Regions from separate parts of the Mus musculus genome. Here region 2 is linked to region 1. The links are chromatin loops, found by intact Hi-C in ENCODE. Cell type or tissue: heart. All regions are shown on one strand. Links, peaks and the distances in the headings refer to the core of each region. The heading gives the core; the rest is flanking DNA. Region 1 holds the start of Ppp2r1a (protein phosphatase 2, regulatory subunit A, alpha). Region 2 overlaps Zfp942 (zinc finger protein 942).

Region 1 (4,394 bases), core at 249-4,248:
GCTATGCGCTAAACATTATATAAACAATGGGAAAAATAAAAATTGTCCATTCTTTTTTTTTATTCTTTTTTTTTATTCTTGTTAGGTATTTTCCTCGTTTACATTTTCAATGCTATCCCAAAGGTCCCCCATACCCACCCCCCCAATCCCCTACCCACCCACTCCCCCTTTTTGGCCCTGGCATTCCCCTGTACTGGGGCATATAAAGTTTGCAAGTCCAATGGGCCTCTCTTTGCAGTGATGGCCGACTAGGCCATCTTTTGATACATATGCAGCTAAAGACAAGAGCTCCCAGGTACTGGTTAGTTCATATTGTTGTTCCACCTATAGGGTTGCAGTTCCCTTTAGCTCCTTGGGTAATTTCTCTAGCTCCTCCATTGGGGGCCGTGTGACCCATCCAATAACTGACTGTGATCATCCACTTCTGTGTTTGCTAGGCCCCGGCATAGTCTCACAAGAGAGAGCTATATCTGGGTCCTTTCAGCAAAATCTTGCTAGTGTATGCAATGGTGTCAGCATTTGGAAGCTGATTATGGGATGGATCCCTGCATATGGCAATCACTAGATGGTCCATCCTTTCGTCACAGCTCCAAAAAATTGTCCATTCTTAAACTGAACCTAGAGTCTTGTGTCTCTGTCTCCAATTACCTTCCTTGCTAGGCCCTGTTGATGTCCAGCTGTGTTGCCCACGGCATAACTGAATAACATTTACTATTTCATAATATCCTAAAATGTAATCATTAATCATAAATATGACTATGTCAATGTCACTAAAAATTTAGTGTTTTTCAGCATAAGAGATAAAGGATACAAATTTAAAATCAAAAAAGTAAATAAAACCTTATTTTTTAGTTTTCATAATTCACATAAATTGATTAGAAATGCCAGTAAGCCCATTACCAATCACAACCTAGTACTAATTAATTAAACTTACCCTCTTCTTGTACTTGTTAAGAAATCCAGTGCTTCCTACAATGTTTAACCTAGGGCAGTTCAAAGTAAGACTAGAAAACTTTACTATATCTGAAAGGAGAGGAGACAGGCAAGAGGATGTTTTTTCCAAAAGATCTGTTAAATCAAAAATGGTCCAAGAAGGCACTGTTTGGAATTCCTCTCCATAGCCTCTCCTGAGTTCCCCAGTTTTCTGTTGATTGGTTTCAGAAACACATAAAGTACAGTATAGAAGAGTTCATATAAAGGAAAGAAACTGAAGAATGGCCAGAGAGATCATAAAAGAAAATACACTCACAAAGAATAGACAATGGTACCATTGTGCCAAACTCTTTTAGTGAGGTAGCGTATAAACTGAAGTTTCTAAGCCAGACCATTTGGATTAACTCTTATGGGATGAGGCAATGGTATGGCTGTCTTTTGAGGGTTACACCATAGACCTTTGACTGGCCCGGAGGTCACTATGTAGACCAAGATGATGTCAATCTCAGAAAGATGACAAGTTTTTGCTTCCTGAGTTTCATGATTGAAAGCATGTGCACTTTCACACATGGCTATGCCTTCTGTTCGTTATCACAAGACCAAGTGTTTCCTATTCAGGGCCAGAGATATGTGATCTGCATCATTACTTAGGAACGCCTACTCTCTGTGAGGGGGGGGGGGTTGTTTGTTTGTTTGTTTGTTTATTTCCACTCTCTGTGAGGGTGCTTTCTCAATTTTCTCTCTAATTGGAGAGGAAGAAGGGGGAAGGGAGGAATGGAGGTGTGGGGGGGAGGATGATGGAGGAGGGGAGAGGCGAGGGGAGTCGAAAGGAGAAAACAAAAATCAAGTATAGAAATAGCCACGCTTTAACAACCTTGATAGCATCTAACAACCCCGCTATGCCCACCTTCTTCCCTTTCATATTTTCAACCTTAAGGAGAAAGGATTGTGATAGTTTTATATTCGCCTTCTAAGTGAATCACAGCGCCCAAGCTCATTATGAGGCAGAGGTCCATCCTCAAAAAACTTTCGACCTTGTTCATTTTTTACTAGCTACCTAGAAGCTCCCCGGCAGGATGAAGACTCGCTCTGGCCGCTCTATTTCTTCCGGGTAAGGGGGGTGGGTAATAAAGCCTTGAACGCCAAGAGCCCCAGAACCGCATCCTAGAAACCAAGCAAGGCAAATCTCCCTACTTAGGAGTCCCTCCTTTACAGAGACCGGTATAGCAGAACCAGACAAGCATGTCCTTCATTACGTCACGCATAGCTCCCAAGACTCCAGCTTAAGTCTTCTCCGCCTCTCCCCAAGGGGCCATCTTAGCCACCTCCCACCCTCGACTCTCATTGGCAGCTAGACCTGCTTGTTCCCGTGGTTGCTAGCAGCGACGTAGGCGGGCACAATCTTGGTCACTAAGATACTTCACTTCCGGTTCCTCTCGTCCTTCGGGAAAAACATCTCATTCGTCCGGCCAATGGTGAATGAGAAGTAGGCGGGACTTGGTTGGTTCAGACCAAACAGACGCGAGCTTGTGCGGCAATGGCGGCGGGACGGCCCCTGTAGGGCGGCTCGGGCGCCCCCACGTCCGCTTTGCGTCCTTTCCCCGGCACCGCCCCGCCCGATCCCGGATTCCGCCTGGAGCTCGCTGCTGCCTGATAGAAACGCCAGGGAGCCAAGATGGCAGCTGCCGACGGTGACGATTCGCTCTATCCTATTGCGGTGCTCATAGATGAACTCCGCAATGAGGACGTTCAGGTACGGGGATCCTTCCGTTAGAGTGTGTGGGGGAGATCGGGGACGGGGATCTTCGCGGAATGTGGGAGCGATGGCTCCGGGTTCTCCGGGAGTGGCGGAAAGCAGCGGCAGCCAATCAGAATTCAGGTCTCATCTTTCTTAATAGCAAGGTTCGATGAGATGGCAGCCTTCATTGGGTGCCCGGCCAAGCGGAGGGCAAGCCTCGAGGGTCCTACCTGAGTGCGCGCGGCCGCCCCAGATCTGGGCCTGGGCGGCCCGAGATAGGGTGGCGGTCTTGTTGCCGCCTGCCAGTCGGTGATTGGCGGCGGACTCAGAATGGCTCTTTGTAGAGAATCGGCGGGGGCGCGTGACCTGCTGAGTAGAAACCCTCAGGGGTCCTGGCGACCCGGGTAGAGTTCCCATTGCTTTTAATGTTTTCGTTTTAACTGGAAGGAGTGGGGACTGATATTGGGATTGGGGACTGATACCGAGATTTCTGTCCATTCTTCACCGACCTCCACCTTGTATTTTGGGTTAGCTCTCCTGAAGGAGGAGGAAGGAGGCGGTGAAAGTATCCTCTCCTGAGATTTAACTAGCCGTAGCTGGGGTGGGTAACGTGCACAGACCCACCTGTTCTCCGACCTGGTCCCAAGCCGGCCTGCCAAGAGAGTTGATAGTTCTGGTTCATGGGAGAAGAATGAGCCAGGACCCCAGAGTTGTCGGACTGCTTTGGATTTGAAAAAGAGGTCAGACCTCAAGGCCGCATCCTCTCACCTGAGGATGACCTTGTGTGCACATTATTTCATCGCCCCTGGCTTCTGTTTTCTACAAATAGCGGCTAATAATAGTCCTGGTTTCCCTCGGTGGCCGAGGAAAAGTAGTAAAATGAAACTGGCTGTATGTAAAGGCTCTATAAATGTTAGCAATTATTTTGGGGGTGTGGCTATTGTGGCACTGTGCTACAGCCCTCTGCTTTTCCTTTTATATAGAATTGTTCATGCTGCACTCAGTCACCTTCCTGAACCTGGGCCTATCCTCTAAGTCTTACGTATTTATGTGTGACTCTGGTTCCATTGTTGGCAAGACTGGATTTGTACTCCTGGATCTTGCAATTTTTGCAAATTGACTCAGGCAGTCTGTGTTTCTCTTCTGTTAAATGGGAATAATAATCTGGTTTTGGGTATACTGAATGAATTTATTTGCATATGTTCTGTAAACACATGCAAAGCATGAGGAATGTTATTGGGTCATAAAGGAGACCAGAGCTTGGTATAGTGGTGCATGCATGCTAGCAATCCCAGCACTCAGGAGGCAAAGGCAGTGTCAAGGCTAGCCTGGTGACACTGTATCAAGAAAGAAGCAGTCTGGTTGCTGTACAAAGGCTAGATGTGAAACAGGTAAACAGAACTAAATCTGCATATTACCACATGTAAGAAAGAATGAGACTTGTCAATGTTGAAAGAGTGAATCAGCAAGTGTTTGCTGGGCCTTTCTTCAGAGTGGTATTTTGGATAGTTGAAGAACAAAAGAACAAAACTTGCCTTAAAGGAATTAACCTTTTAGTGAGTGGTCACAGATAAATAGGCATTATGTTGACTATGGAAAATTTTAAGGAGAAAATAAGAAATGTAGAGTAAGCATGGGAAAGTCTTGTTGAAATTTGAAACAGTACCTGCTTGTTGAAGGAGCCATTAGATTCTGGGCAGAGTGTGTAACCTCTAGACAGTTG
Region 2 (4,394 bases), core at 278-4,277, 1.0 Mb after region 1:
CTAGAAAAGAATAAATTATATAATCAACAAATAGAATTACAAGCCCCTCACCCCTGTTCAGTTAGTAAACTGGAATTATGACCAGCTGTTTGGCCAAGGTGACTTCTCCACAGAGATTCACAGGCATTACTCCTTGCTAGCTGATATGAGTAGGCTCACTTATATGCACTCTAGGCCTGGGACCATTTAGGCCCCTTGTCCATAGGGCCTGGAGAGACTGTTTTACTAACGTTCTTAAAACAAAAACCAACTGAGACTCTCTTGGATTTTATACTAAGGGTGCTAGCCAGTTTAGACAGAAAAATAACAGATGCTACAGCCAAAGCAATGCTCCTAAAAAAATCCTAGGAAATAGGTAAATAAAATGAATATATGTAAAGAAAAATCACAGACCAGCTGCCATGATTTACAGACATGAGTACTATTTCTTAAGTTATACTGAAATGGAAGGAAAGCTGAGTTCACACCACGAGTACGACACAATTTCAATATTTACAAACTTAATCAATGTCAGAGACCAAAGATGTGGATGCAGTGGGAGAAGAAAAATGACTATGTCAATAGATACATGAAAGCCTTGTGGTAAAGTATCTTTAGAACAACAGCTCTAAAGAATGTGACGACAGAAGGAATATACCTCAGAATAATAATGACAAAGAAACACAAAGCTAAAACAAAACGTATAAAAAATGAAAAAAAAAAAGGGAAACTATAATTATTCTACTCTAACCAGGAACAACTCAACATAGTATATCAATTAATCCGCAATTCAAGAGAAAAAAAGTCAACAAAAAGGAAGATCTATGGACCTTAACAAGGGATTTCAATACTGACATTTGCTACATGTTCATAGTCAGCCAGATCCTGCTTTTAGTCTGGATTAAATAAACTTTATTTTCAATGGGCAACAGTCATTTCAGAGTCTCAAAACTAATCAAATACTGAGAATAACCAACTGCTTCCTGTGCAGCCTATAACTGGAAATCTACATTACCACATACAATATTTTCCACAGTGGAATTGTCTAGACTCCTTAATTAAAGAGACACTGACAAATGCAATTTCATGTCTTATACTCTTTCTACTATCACCTGACACCCACACCATACCTTGCTCAATCCCTCAAACATACCTGGATCCTTGGCTATAGTCTCCTCTGTCTTCATCACCCAGGGCTCTTAGTTCTCATTCACAGGTGAGCAGAACTGGCTGAGCAGTGGGAGACCTGCATGTGGGAAAGAGATTCTTCAGAAAGCACCGGGAACGTTTCATGGAACAAAACTGATAGATGCTCACACCTGCCAAAAGGATAGACATAAAGGAAAGAGAAAATATGACAAATGTCTATTTTATTATAAGGATTTCACTTTATTCTGTGAGATGTGGGATTCATTCACATACACAGTTCACACTCAAAGTTGTTTTTCCCTGAACTCTGAGGAAGAGCAAGGGAGACTGCAAGAAAATTATTCTGACCTACAACATTCAGACTGTTGCACTCCTCCTAAGTGAGGTCTCTGAACAAAATCCTGAGTGCAGGGTCTAGGCATTTCTACTTCTGTAAGAAGTCCACGGTCAACCAATCATGAAATGAAAACAAATCAGTTAAGGTACATGTGCATGGACACAGTGCTTTTTTTCTAATGTAAATGAGCAATCATAATTATTAAAAAAGTGCTAATTTTGTGTTAATTAAAACTGAGTTTTCTAGCTAAAAAAAAAAAAAAAAAAGATTAGCAAGATGTAATTCACATGCATACTAGGCTGGCCAAGACCTTATTAGGTCTCAAAGAAACTCTGGATAAACTGCTAACTCGGGTGCCCATTAACATATCTAATAGGAAGGAAAGAGAATATGTTCATATTGGTGAAATCAGCCAATTCTACCCAGATTAGAATATATTAAAAGCAAATTTATTGGGAAGCTGGTCTTGGTTGAGTTCACTGGCCCCAATGATTGATGCCAGGGGAGTTGCCATAGGAGTGGAGGGGGAGCATGGGAGAAAGAGCAGGCTTATAGAGAGAAGAAAAGGGGGAGGAGGAACAGAAGGAAGGAAGAGGAGAAAGAGAAGGAGGAGGAGGAGTGTTGTGGGAAATACTAAAAAACAAACTGGCACGTTCCCACAGTTTTGCCTCTGCCCTGGCGGGCTGACTTGCATGCACTGGCTTGCAACGGCCGACCTTTTATCTCATGGAGATTGTGATTAAGAGCTCCAAATTCTCTCAATCCAGCTCCATAGATTCCCACTGGTGGGTCCCACTGGCAGGATGTTACCAGGCCAACCCTGTGCTTCAAATCTCCCACATCCTTTGTGATGCTCATCTGGCAAACCCACGCTTTGCCAATGTACCTTTCTCTCTTGAACCTAGGCGATCCGTGGTGTGGAGGAAAATGCAATACAAACTTAGTTCAGAAACAATGATAACTCAATCTCTGGGTGCAACCCTGAAAACCTAAACTTGTAAGCCTTATTAAAATCCGATTCTTCTGGTGGTTGATCCTTGCAGATCTGCCAGGATACAGAGAAACTCTAGCAGCTACATCTTACCCATATGCTGTCCTGGTTCCAAAAGGGCCTGACTCTCTCCTGTTTCCTCTCTTCCTCTGTCCAACCCAAAAGTCCCCTGTACTTACCCAGTGATTTTCTCATTAGGGGATTGGTTCACAAGAACAGCACCAGGCCCATCCACAACAGAGGAGGAGGAGGAGGAGGAGGAGGAGGAGGAGGAGGAGGAGGAGGAGGAGGAGGAGGAGGAAGAGGAGGAGGAGGAGGAGGAGGAGGAGGAGGAGGAGGAGGAGGAGGAGGAGGAGGGAGGAAAAGTAGAGGAAGAGGAGGAGGAGAAAACCAAAATATCTGGATTTTATAAGGAAGAGCCTCTAGTGGAAGGGCAACCTAGTTGCTGGGCTGAAAAGTTAGGATTGAGGGCAGGGCCTCTCAGGTTGGCAGAACCCTGAGGTCAGGTCTGCTTTAATATGTAAAGTATGCACCTCAGTCCATTGTCCTGGGATCCAAAACCAAACAGTATCAAAGGGGACAGACAACTTTGGCTAGGTATTTTCTTGGCTGCTGCTTCCTCTCTTGCCCCCGACTCTCTCTTCCCTTCGTTTCTTTTGTTCAACTCCTCTCTCTTTCCATTCACATCCTGGTTCACTCTGGACCCTTACTTTATTAGTCAGTCAAGTCTACACTAGTCATCTTATTACTACTTCCTACAAAACTCTCTGTGGATTCCTATTTCCTTGGCCAAAGGCATAGGCAAATGATGAATGGGGGAGTTAAAATGCAAGGATGAATTTGAATTCAAGCTTTGTAACTGCTGTAGTAAAGACAAATCCTTGTGCAAACTACACATACTGCAAATGCCCTAAGATATAAGGTTGGAAACTACTCTTGTTAGCATTCCTCCTAGGCTCTACCCCACAATTACCTGGCAATAGCCACATAGGTCTGGCTTAATATACAAGGGGCTGTTTGGCCACTACTCACTTTCTTATTGTCTCTAACCCTTCTCTCCCTGAACCCTTTCCTCCTTCTCTCCCTGCCCCCTTCTCTCCATGTGTTCCTGGCAGGCCTCTTCTCCCTTCTACACTTCTATCCCTCTAGCCCCACTCCCTTCTCAACTCTCTTTCCCATGTCCTAAATAAACTCTATTCTATTCTATACCTGTCATATGGCTCTATACTACATCTGTTGTATGGCTATACTTAAGAGGGAAAGGATGCCTCAGCATGGGCCTGCTGAGGGCTAAGGCACCCTCCCACCTCAACACAGCTGGAGCTATCAAACATATCCTTGGCCCTTTCTCTTTTTTATAAAACACAACAACTTTAGCATCCATAAGATAAATGGAAAATCATGTTAAACCCCAAGTCACACGATCTCAACCTAATTGACAATAATAAGATATTCCAAATAGAATTGTGAGAGCTGAGAGCTGCTTCCTTAGGAGCAGCTGTTGGAAACACAACCCTGCTTCCCTTCTGCCCTTTTCCCAGTACCTCATTTCCTCTGACTTGGGAGGTTCCAGGGCCACCCAGCTGTGGTTCTTGCTGCAGCTCAGCTGTGTGCTGACTTTCCTCCCATAGCTAGGAAACTGCATCTTTGAATAGTCTGGGAGTTTCTAGACAGAACCAGGCCTGGGTAAAATGTCTGCAGTTAGGGAACACATGGCTTACCCAGGTAGTAAAGGGAATGGAGGAGTTTCCTATCACTCTAGCCTGGATTTTTGGAGCAGCTCTCCTAGACCTCCACAACACAACCCTATTACAGAAGCTCTGAACTTTTTCAGGCTGGAGTCTTTCTCTTCCTTAATTACCTCTGTAGAGTCCATCCAACTACTTTCTTTTCCTCTTCATTCTTCTGGTCTAAAATAGTATCCCTGCCACTTGGAGA

The links. Peaks named below come from ENCODE experiments on the same cell type or tissue, not always from the same donor. Only the 100,000 strongest peaks of a DNase experiment are listed, where the experiment ranks them.
Region 2: a loop joins it to region 1, with 4 times the contacts of the local background. A loop is called at or near these places in 2 of 42 quality-filtered maps.

Annotation. Positions count from the first base shown.
Region 1 is chr17:20,942,898-20,947,291 of GRCm38, forward strand. It overlaps Ppp2r1a (protein phosphatase 2, regulatory subunit A, alpha), which reads left to right and starts at 2,557. Exons shown (of 15, transcript NM_016891.3): 1 at 2,557-2,686. The coding sequence starts at 2,609. In heart, for the core only: a CTCF peak has its summit at 2,583; DNase peaks (open chromatin) are centred at 2,394 and 2,774; H3K4me3 peaks cover 2,934 bases; H3K27ac peaks cover 2,795 bases.
Region 2 is chr17:21,952,756-21,957,149 of GRCm38, forward strand. Zfp942 (zinc finger protein 942) reads right to left here. Exons shown (of 6, transcript NM_001199048.1): 2 at 1,133-1,298. Among named protein-coding and RNA genes, the nearest start is that of Zfp942, 7.5 kb to the right of the region's middle. In heart, for the core only: no CTCF peak of the experiment used is centred there; no DNase peak of the experiment used is centred there.